Regions from separate parts of the Homo sapiens genome. Here region 1 is linked to region 2. The links are chromatin loops, found by intact Hi-C in ENCODE. Cell type or tissue: endothelial cell of umbilical vein. All regions are shown on one strand. Links, peaks and the distances in the headings refer to the core of each region. The heading gives the core; the rest is flanking DNA.

Evidence for each region. Hi-C counts contacts between places; a loop is a spot of excess contacts. Peaks named below come from ENCODE experiments on the same cell type or tissue, not always from the same donor. Only the 100,000 strongest peaks of a DNase experiment are listed, where the experiment ranks them.
Region 1: a loop joins it to region 2, with 6 times the contacts of the local background. A loop is called at or near these places in 10 of 110 quality-filtered maps.

The regions. Positions count from the first base shown.
Region 1 is chr5:142,653,432-142,658,727 of GRCh38, reverse strand. The region is part of intron 1 of FGF1 (fibroblast growth factor 1); the gene reads left to right. Among named protein-coding and RNA genes, the nearest start is that of FGF1, 30 kb to the left of the region's middle. RefSeq lists a silencer at 2,772-2,821 and an enhancer at 2,690-2,984. In endothelial cell of umbilical vein, for the core only: a CTCF peak has its summit at 2,874 (motif pointing left); a DNase peak (open chromatin) is centred at 2,847.
Region 2 is chr5:142,710,401-142,715,696 of GRCh38, reverse strand. No RefSeq gene overlaps it. Among named protein-coding and RNA genes, the nearest start is that of FGF1, 27 kb to the right of the region's middle. RefSeq lists a silencer at 2,296-2,495. In endothelial cell of umbilical vein, for the core only: CTCF peaks have their summits at 2,197 and 2,401 (motif pointing left); a DNase peak (open chromatin) is centred at 2,236; H3K4me3 peaks cover 559 bases; H3K27ac peaks cover 796 bases.

The sequences.
Region 1 (5,296 bases), core at 1,912-4,411, 57 kb after region 2:
CGGTCTTACTCTATTTTTCTACCTCAGTTCCTTGATACCGAAGGAAATATCCTCCAAAACACAACTGACAATTTTTCTTTCTTTGTCCTTTAACTCGTGAGTGTGTGCGTGTGTGTGTCTGCTGCCTGTGAAGCCCCACTACAATGTGGTCCCATAAGGGCATGAGCCACACTCTCTTATTCACAAAGGTATCTCCAAGGCATGACACATCCTGGGTGCTTAGTTTGTTGATTGAATGAAAAAAAGTTGCAACCAGATAGTCAAGAGCCTTGAATGCCATGCTAAGAAGTTTGGCCTTTGGCCTTTAGGCAGTGAGAAATAACAGGAAATGTGATCAGGGGCAAGGCATGAACAGATCTGTGAATGGGAAGCCAAGGATGGCCATGTTGTGAATGAGGTAAGGGGAATAAGCTACAGAGAGAAAAACTAGAAGCAATTGCCATGGATAAGGCTTGAGAATTTGCTGGCCTGACCTGAGACACTGATGGAAGGAATATTTAAGAAATATTTAGGTAGAATCATTTGGAGATGCCTGTGGGAGTGAGGGAAAGGGAATATGACTAGGGCATATTAAGTGGCTTGGGCTATTTTGTAACCACTGCACTGTCATTAATTAAGCAAAGGCAATGGAAGAAGGAGAATGCAAGACGTCCACCGTGGGCTGTTATCTGCAGAATGTCCTGGAAGATTTCTTGGAGGTGATGGGAGCTTTGAATGCAAAGACCAGGGTGGAGGCACAGGGCAGGATTTGGGAGTCCTGGGTAGAATGTGAGGCAGACCAGCACTCCCAGAGAGCATATATGCATTTAAGACAGAACCACCTAGGACAGGCCCCTGAGGACACCACACTCCAAAAGGTGGTGAAAGGCAGAGAAGCCAGGGCAAGATACTAAGCAAGAGAAGGAGAAAGAAGACCCAGACACCAGCGTTATTATTGAAACCAGAGGGGCAAGAATTGTCCAGAGTGGGTTGGAAAGTTCCGCTGCCCACTGGGCTGAGAGTCCAGCAGAGAATGTGGTAGAGACCCAGTCTTGGGCAGACACTCGGCCGCAGCCGCAGCCAGCAGCCAGCAGCATGGCGAGTGTGGTGGACCAGGTCTCCTGGGGGTTAAAGGGAACCCAGATAGCAGGAATCTCTGAATCAGTAAAAGTCAAGTCAAAAAAGAACAACATTCACAGCTGACCACACGGCCTCAGGCCACCGCAATCAGGTGTGGGAGGAGACCATGGACAAGCTTTTCCAAGGTTGTTTTGGTGGAGGGGTGGGCTAGATGGGGTACTGCAGAGGGCTGGGGATGCCTGAGAGGTGTTGGGGGGGTGCTGACATCCTTCAGAAAGCTGGGCTGTGCAGAGAAGCAGAGAACGGGGCGGGAGCAGGTGGATGGGCAAGATTCTCCAGGGAGAGAGAACTTAGCAAGTTTGGGGGCTGAAGGGAAAGATTCAGTGGACAGCATCCTTGCCCTCTTGAAAAGTTGTTGTTTTTTCCTTTACATTAGAAAATACCTGCAGTAGGCCTGGGTGCGGTGGCTCACACCTGTAATCCCAACACTTTGGGAGGCTGAGACAGGTGGATCACCTGAGGTCAGGAGTTCAAGACCAGCCTGGCCAATATGGTGAAACCCCATCTCTACTAAAAATACAAAATTAGCTGGGCGTGGTGGCACATGCCTATAATCCCAGCTACTCAGGAGGCTGAGGCAGGAGAATCGCTTGAACCTGGGAGGTGGAGGTTGCAGTGAGCCAAGATCTCGCCATTGCACTCCAGCCTGGGCAACAAAAGCGAAACTCTGTCCCAAAAAAGATAAAAATAAAAATAAAAAAAAATACCTGCAGTAACAAAATAAAATGTGAGTTCCTCCTCAGCCACCCCATCCCACTCCCCAGGGGTAATCATTTTTTCAGTTTTCTATCTATGTGTCTACACATAGATATATGATTTTTAAATTAAGCCATGGGATAATTCTGGATATATTGTCCTGAGGCTTCCTTTTCCCCACTCATATGTGTACATGTGTGTCTAGTGCTCTTTTTCTTATGGCTGCCTGCTATTTGCTTAGACCCATAACTTATTTTATCACTCCATTCTGAAGCAACATTGTTTCCAAATTTTCACTATTACAAACAGCACTGCAGTGAATTTCATGCATTGATGTTTGGGCACTTGTGTGAGTCCTTCTATAGGACAAATTCTTAATGCTGGAGTTGTCAGTCACGGGGTCTACACATAAGTATGCTGTTTTCCTTGAAGGGCTTCTTGGATTGGTCTGCTCTTCCCTTATGGACTGGGAATGAAAAATGTGGGGAAGAAGATAGATTTCCAAGGAGGCATGTAAATGGAAAACAAGGCTTTAAAGTATCCCAACTGAATAACAGCTTTTTTTTTAATCAAGATATTGTGGGTTACTATATTTATACATAGTAACACTTATTAACCTGATAAGATGGACCAGGTAGAAATAACTCTCAGAGAGGTAACAGTCTGCTCTTCTCGGTTTAACCATCCATTTTCTATGGCTAGAGTCAATATTGGAAGAAGATACTGGTTCCTGAGGGCACATTTAGATGTGTTAAAAGAGTTATGATGTGGGAAATTTGTTCACAGATTTCAGGGAGATCAAAGACTTAAGTCCATTAGAAATTTTAAAAACAATTATATTCCTAGGACTTGGTATTTAATATGTGAAGTCATCAGTTTAATTATATTTTCAGATCATTCTTTGGCACAGAGTGAGGAAAACCCTCCCTCACTCTTGCAGAGAACGCAAAAACACTCAGGAAAAACAAAGCTGAAGTGTAAACAGTCTCTTTGCAAGGGTCCTCTGATCTCACCAGCGCGGCCAGCACACTGAGCTCGGAGCGCCCTCTTCTGGCTGCGGGCTCCCCTGCACCAGCCTGGCTCCCGCCCACAGGATAAGTCGGGTTTTCAGTGTTTGGAAAGCTGCTCTGGCTCTCCCGTTCCAATATCAGCACATCCTTCAGCTTCTTCTGCTGTGGCCACTGAAACCCCAAGATGTTCTTTCTCAATATTTGTGCAATATTTTCAAGTTACTCTGGGCTCTGCCTCCTCTGTAAGAAGGATTTCTTGATGACTAGTTTTTAAAAACACCCTTCTTAGATCTGAGTTAAGCTATTGGGATTGCAGTTACGTTTGTTAACTGTCGGGAATTAGTAATTTTGGATAAGCAAGAACTAGATCTAGAAGCCAAAGGAGAACAGCAAGCAGGTCTATGTGTCATTACCCAATGCCTGTGAGCAAAGTATGGCTGAGATTGACGTTTTCTGTCCACTCTGGAAAGCTGTCAGAACCTTAGGTCAGCCTCATAGTTCTTGTATTCATTTAACAACTATTTGCTGAGTACCTATGGTGTGGTGGGGAGTGTGCTGGGAGCAGGTCTCAATGGTGGACGAGATGAGGGAAGGGCCGCTTCACTTATTATGTGTGATACCTAGGCAGTGTTAATATTGCAAAATGCTTGGAATTTTACAAGCGTCATAAAGGGTTACCGAAGCCTCCATCATGTTCTTTCAAATTCCCAGTTAATCTATCCTGTGCTGCTATTACCACGTTGAACCAAGTTAATCCTCTCAACTCAGCAATGGCTCCTTCCTAACTTCTTGAAAGGCACCATTCGGTCCTCCAGGGAACATGCTTGTAATCTGTTATGATAGGAAGGAGGAAGCAGCATAAACGAAAACAGTTTTTCCAAAGAACTGACTGTTTTCCTTGGAGCTGGGGTGGGCCAGAGCTGAGGCCCGGCCCTGTTTGGATGTGGGAGCCTGCGGTTACCTGGCTCTATCTTCATCAACCCTGCTGGGTGAGCCACAGGCCTGCAGCCCTCTGCTCTCCCCTGCCTGCTCCTCCTGCAGGTAGAAGAGAAGCCCCTTCTCCCTCTTTCTCTCTCTCAGTCCCGTGTGAATGCCTGGGGCCCACTCGCCAGGCAAAGGGAGATTGGCCCCTGGAAGGAGCCAACCCTAAAGAGGGAGTGTTTCCTTCCAACGAGGCCACAACATTCATGGAGTCGAAGACAGCAGATGGCAGCCCTGGTGGAAGAGCCAGGCAATGTCATCCAAGACAGATAAGGAAAGGACACAAGGCCAAGGGCTGGAAGGTATCAAATCGCAACACAATGTCCAAGATTCCACTAGTTATTTATGCCCCACTTTTGCTAAAACTTCAGATGAACCTCGAAGGGGCAGACATCCTTTCTTCCTCACTTATCTTGGCTTTATAACCACAGCTTGATATTTCTTTGGGAAAAGTAAGAATCTTTCTACTATCCAAAGTTCAATGAACTATCGAGCAGTTCATTATAAGTGAACTTGCCTTCTTAAAGCTAACGTTCTCTCTAAAATCATTGAGTTCCAAGAAGGTGGTACAAAAGGATTGTATTTTGTGAGCTTGCTGCATCAAAAGTCCCCAAATTTCATGTGCCCTTTCCCAAATTATGCTGTTCACTTAAATGCATTTTAACTCTCCAGATATTTATTGAGCTGAGCACTGTGTTAGAAAAAGACCTGGATGCTGCCCTCAGGAAATTCACAGACCAAAAGATGAGATAGATGAATAAACAGATCATGTCAGTCCAGCATGGTAAATGAGATGTTAGAATTACATACAAGGTGGAACTTTTCTTTTTTGAGACAGAGTCTCGCTCTGTTGCCAGGCTAGAGTGCAGTGGCATGATCTTGGCTCACTGCAACCTCTGCCTCCCAGGTTCAAGCAATTATCCAGCCTCAGCCTCCCGAGTAGCCGGGACTACAGGTGCACGCCACCACGCCCAGCTAATTTTTGTATTTTTAGTAGAGATGAGGTTTCACCATGTTGGCCAGGCTGGTCTTGATCTTTTGAACTTGTGATCCACCCACCTCAGCCTCCCAAAGTGCTGAGATTACAGGCGTGAGCCACGGCACCAGGCCCAAGGTGGAACTTTCAAGCCTCTGCCCTCATGGTCTGGAGGGAGAGCCTGACTTAATCAGAAAATACAAAAATAAAAGTAGAATTTAAGCCCCAACCGGTGTCGTAGAAGACAGGCAGGCAGCACAATGAGAGCTGAGGGGTAGAGGAGGACATCCCTGAAGAAGTCACAGCTGAGATCTGAAAGATGGGTCAGGGTTAATTCGCTGTAGGGGGCAGTGAACAGTGGTCCAGGCAGTGAGGAGAGTGTGTGCAAAGGAACTGTGGCAGGAAGGCACGTGACGTATCCCAGGGGCCAAATCAAGGCTGGTATGGCGAATGCACAAAGCTAGAAGGGGAGACTGGGAGGCCGGGCTGGAGAGGTCAGCAGGGCTGGACCCCA
Region 2 (5,296 bases), core at 1,412-3,911:
ACATTTGTTCACTCAAATTTTACAGGTATGAAAATCAAGATAGACTTAATTACTAAGGTCAACCTTTAAGTATTATGCCAATAAAAAGTAGTCACGAGTTAACCCTTATGAAATGCTTCCTGTGAGCCATGCCCTGTGCTCAGCTCTTGACATGCATTATTTATTTATCCTAATAGGCCTATGAGGTAGGTGCTGGGGCGATCGTCATGTTAGAGGCAGGGTAAGAAGGTGCAGAGAACTTAAGTAACTTGCCCAAAGTCACCCAGCTAGCAACTGGCAGAGCTGGGGGTCATATCAAGCTGTGGATGATGATACAGTTGGTCCCCTAACCTCTATACTCCATTGCCAGGAAAGATGATTTACAAAAGTTCTTGTTAGGCCTTCTTTTGATGAGGAAGTATATATATGTGTGTGTGTGTGTATATATATATGTATATATTTATGTGTATATATATATATACACACACACACATATATATGTGTATATATGTATACACATATATGTATACACATATATGTATACATATATATGTGTGTGTGTGTATATATATACACATATATATACACATATATATATATATCTTCTGGTATTCTAGGAACTGTCTCTGAAGCAAGGTGCCAGGACTTCTCAGGATGCAGGGCTTTTGACTTGAACAGGGGGCTGACTTCCCATCAGAAGCTTGAACCAAGATGTCACATCAGAAACCCTCAGAATCCAGTGCCAGGAGAGCACCGGGTTCAAGAGTGAATGGGAGTGGGGATATGGAAGTGGCAAGTGAAAATGATTCCTTCAAGAAGACAGGCTACAGGCCACAGCAGGAGAGAGACAGGAAGGATGGGAACTGAAGGGAGGCAGGGCTTAAGGGAGGGTTGTGCTTTCTCTGTGTTAATTTGTTTTGTTAACTTCTTGAGCATATTGCAATGCTGATGGGGGAAAAACTAAGAGCTGAAGGCACAGGAAAGCATAGAGGGGCGGATAGAAGCTGAATCAGCAAGGACCCCCAAAGAATCCGCTCATGAAGATATTTGAAGCTCATGTCAGGAGAAATGTTCGCCGGGTCTGACACCAAAGCCTGCTCGTGTCTGCATCACTCTCTGGCTTCCCACTGTCACTGCCTAACAATCTACGGCTATCAAAGATTCCGAGAGCCAAGTGGCTTGGAAGTTGTTTGAGTCAGAAACATTTTCCCTCCACTGGGCACAACTTCTTATCCTTTTCAGTGAGGAAATACAAAATGCATGATATCAGAACATATATCCTAGGGCAGCCCCCTATGTAGGTGATATGGTTTGGTGCAAGGGACATTAAATCTGTTTCTTCCTAAAATAGTTCCCATCAGCTTTCTTCGGACCTTGAACTATTCCATTGGGATTACCTTCCTAAAGAGTCCTGTTAAAATACCAACAGGTCAAAACAATCTCGAAAAGGACACCCATGCTCATTGCAACATTATTCACAATGGCCAAAAAGGTGAAAGCAATCCTGGTGGCCATTGACAGATGAATGGACAAATAAAATGTGGTATATACATACAGTGGAATATTATTCACCCCTAAAAGGAAGGCAATTCTGACACACACTACAACATGGGTAAACCTTGAGGACACTATGCTAAGTGAACCAAGCCAGCCACAGAAGGACAAATACAATATGATCCCATTTATAAGAGGTACATAGAGTAGTCAAATTCAGAGGCAGAAAGCAGAATGGTGGCTTCCAGGTCTGGGGGAAGAGGAATGGGGAGTTTTTGTCTAATGAGTGTGGAGTTTAAGCCTGGGAGGATGAAAAGAGCCCCGGAAATGGATGGTGGGGATGGTTGCACAAGAATGTGAATGCACTTAACACCACTAAACTAACTGTACATTTAAAATGGAAAATTTTATGTTATGTGTATTTTTCTGCAATTAAACAAAACACCGGGTGATTTAAAGGGGCTGCCTGATCAATAGCCAAACTATTATTAGTTTGACTCAGCTTTGATTTCCTGTTAAGGCCACTTTGCCCAGAGCAGGACTTTAAGGAGCCAGAGCAGCGAGGAGCCGGAGATGGAGAGGTGACAGGCGTGAGGACAGTAATTCACTGGGCGCTGGAATGCGTTTTGACAAAGGCCAGGTGTCGGTTCCCGTCCTGACCTGCAGGGGGCACTCTGGTGGGTCCTGGGAAACAGGAGGAGAACGGGAAGCCTAGAAAGCCCTGGGAGCTCCTTGAGCGACAGGGAAGCCTCTGTCTACCACTTTTACTGAGGCCGCCGGCAGTCAGGATACTACACAGTGGTTATTCTTAGGCCCCTAGAGTCAGCAAAGCCTCTTGTTTGGAAAACCTCCTGGGTCTCCCCTCGCAGGCTGTGTAAGGGGCGCCCCGCTCGCCCCGCGTCTCCGTGTCCGGGGTGGGTGTGAGGACGGCAGGGCCGCGCCCCCTGCTGGCCGCTCGCTCAGCTGCGCTGTCGCCTCCTCTGCCATCAGCCCGTGGGAAAGAAAGCCATTTTGGTCACAGGAAGCAACGTTTTCAACTTCTCTCATTAATGAGAAAGACAGAATTGTGATACTCTAATGGGAATACTCGAGGAAGGAATAAATTAAATTTCCATGCAGCTCCGGCTCGAGTCCCAAGCTGAACAGATGCTGTTTTTATCAAATACTTTCTATTCTGTGACGTGCTCTGCCAACTTTCTATTATTAGACAAATCAGGAAAAGTCTGATTTCTCTCCCTTCTGGCTTCTCCTTCCCGCTTTTGTGGGAGGGTGGTGGTTTGGGTGGAGACTCTGTCCTGTCCATAGAAGGTAAATGACAAGGAAATGGCAGCCACCTGAAAACTTGCCTTGATGCCAGCATGTCCCAGAAATGTCCTTTAAAATGACATCTCATCCAGGCGTCACCCCATCCCAGATGGCATAGCTGATGGGACAGGAAAAAATACATATTTTAGAGTATTTACAGCATCATTTTCCCCTGCCCCCACTTCCTTCCTGTGAAGGAGGAATTAGTCTTCACTAGCCAAGTTCTGGAGTATTTCTTTTTCTTTTTTCTTTTTTTTTCTTTTAATTGAGATAGTGTCTTGTTGTGTTGCCTAGGCTGGAGTGCAGTGGCACCAACATCACTAACTACAGCCTTGAACTCTTGGGCTCAAGCGATCCTCCTGCCTCAGCCTTCCAAAGTTCTGGGATTACAGGCGTGAGCCATTGCACCTGGCCCTGGAGTATTTCTTGTGCATAATAAGGGAAAATTTGGGAAAGGATTCTGAATTGTGCAGTACCATGGGTAGGATGGGTTGATGGGTCTACCTAAGAGAAGGCAGGGAGTTACATACTAACGAAAGCAGAATGGATCAGAAGGCGAGAGAAAGAATAAGAGAAACAAGCCAGGGATGAGCTGGGTTTGGGAGAATTCAAGAGATAAATTAAGGAGGACTGAAGTAGCTGCTGGGCTGTTGATATGGTTTGGCTGTGTCCCCACCCAAATCTCATCTTGAATTGTAGTTCCTATAATCCCCACGTGTTGTGGGAGGGACCCAGTGGTAGGCAATTGAATCATGGGGGCGGTTACTCTTTTCTATGAGGGAGATGCACAAAGGGAAAAGAAAAGACACACATGCAATACCTTCAAGGGTAAACAACCTTTATCCCATGTAAATGGCAATGCAGATATAATAAGCAAATGATACAAGCAAATTGCAATGGGAAGGGGAAAAGGGAGAAGATATATATATATAGCCTGGACTACTGGGAGGCTAGAAGTTAATGGCAAGGGCATGCCAACTTTCACCCCACTTCTCCCATCAATATAGACTATATATATATACACACACACTCACCAGACGATGGAGGATTCATCACCAGACCAGAAGCAACAGCCTGGGCTCCAGAGTCGGCCACTACACTTACCAGACTATAGAGGATTCATCACCAGACAGGGAAGCAACAGCCTGGGCTCCAGAGTTGACCGCTCATCCATGCACAGATGAGGAGAGGTCTCATGAAGCTTTGGCGTGGTATGGGACCCTAGTTCTTTTTGTAACGACTTATTTGGCATGAGGCCCAGTCACGAGGGCCCTTCATGACTGGACTCAAGGAACACAAAAAGGTCAACTTGTTTTTATGATTGTTTGTTGTTTTTCAATAACTAACATACAGGAACAGATTTCTCCAAAACCGTCTGGATGAACGCCTCAAGGGGCTCATGCAACCTGTTCTGGGACTTGGTGACCATTGTTTGTGTCCACATTCAATTGAGTTCAAATTTAAGATTTAACTTTTCCTCCACATATCCCCATGCTCTTCTTGAGTTCTCATGAGACCTGATGGGTTTATGAAAGGCTTTTCCCCTTTGCTTGGCACTTCTCCTTCCTGCCGCTATGTGAAGAAGGATGTGGTTGCTTCCCCTTCCGCCTGAGGCCTTCCCACCCCTGTGGAACTGTGAGTCAATTAAAACCTCTTTCTTTTATAAATTACCCAGTCTCAGGCAGTCCTTCATAGCAGTGTGAGAACGGACTAACACAGATGTCATGAGGAGGACTTGAGAAAGAGACAAGAGAAGAGGATTCTTCAGAAATGTTGGTGTTATGAATGGAACCCAAACCCCACCCTTTGGCATCTTTAAGAGATTTCAGTAAAGACATAAATTGATTTAAAAACTGTGTTTTGGTCAAGCATAGCGGCTCACTTCTATAATCCTAGTACTTTCAGAGGCCAAGGTGGAAAGATTGCTTGAGGCCAGGAGTTTAAGACCAGCCTGGGCAACATAGCAAGACTCTGTCTCTCAAAAACAAATTAAAATTAGCCTTATGTGGTGGCATACACCTGTAGTCCCAGCTACTCAGGAGGCTGAGGTGAGAGGATCACTTGAGCACAGCAGTTCGTGGCCTCAGTGAACTATGATTGTGCCACTGCACTCCATCCTGAGTAATGCAGCAAGACACCCAACTCATAAATAAATAAATAAGATAAAAACTCTGTTTTGTATGATGGTCTGGTGTTTATTCAAGGCAGCCTGGACTACTGGGAGGCTAGAAGTTAATGGCAAGGGAATGCCAAGTTTCACCCCACTTCTCTCATCAATATAGACTATAGTCCAGATATTTTAAATTAGTATCCTATAGGGTAGCTGGGTGTGGACCCCAGATGCATTTTATTTGGCTAGTTGAGATTTAAGTTTTTTTTGAACCAACAATTGAAAATTGGGATTTCACATTTTAAAAGCCTGCATTTCCTTTCCTACTTCTTTTGAAAAAAATGGAAAAATTTGGCAATATGAGGCCCTTATTACCACAAGGCAAAAATAGGCTCATGCTTTCTAGTT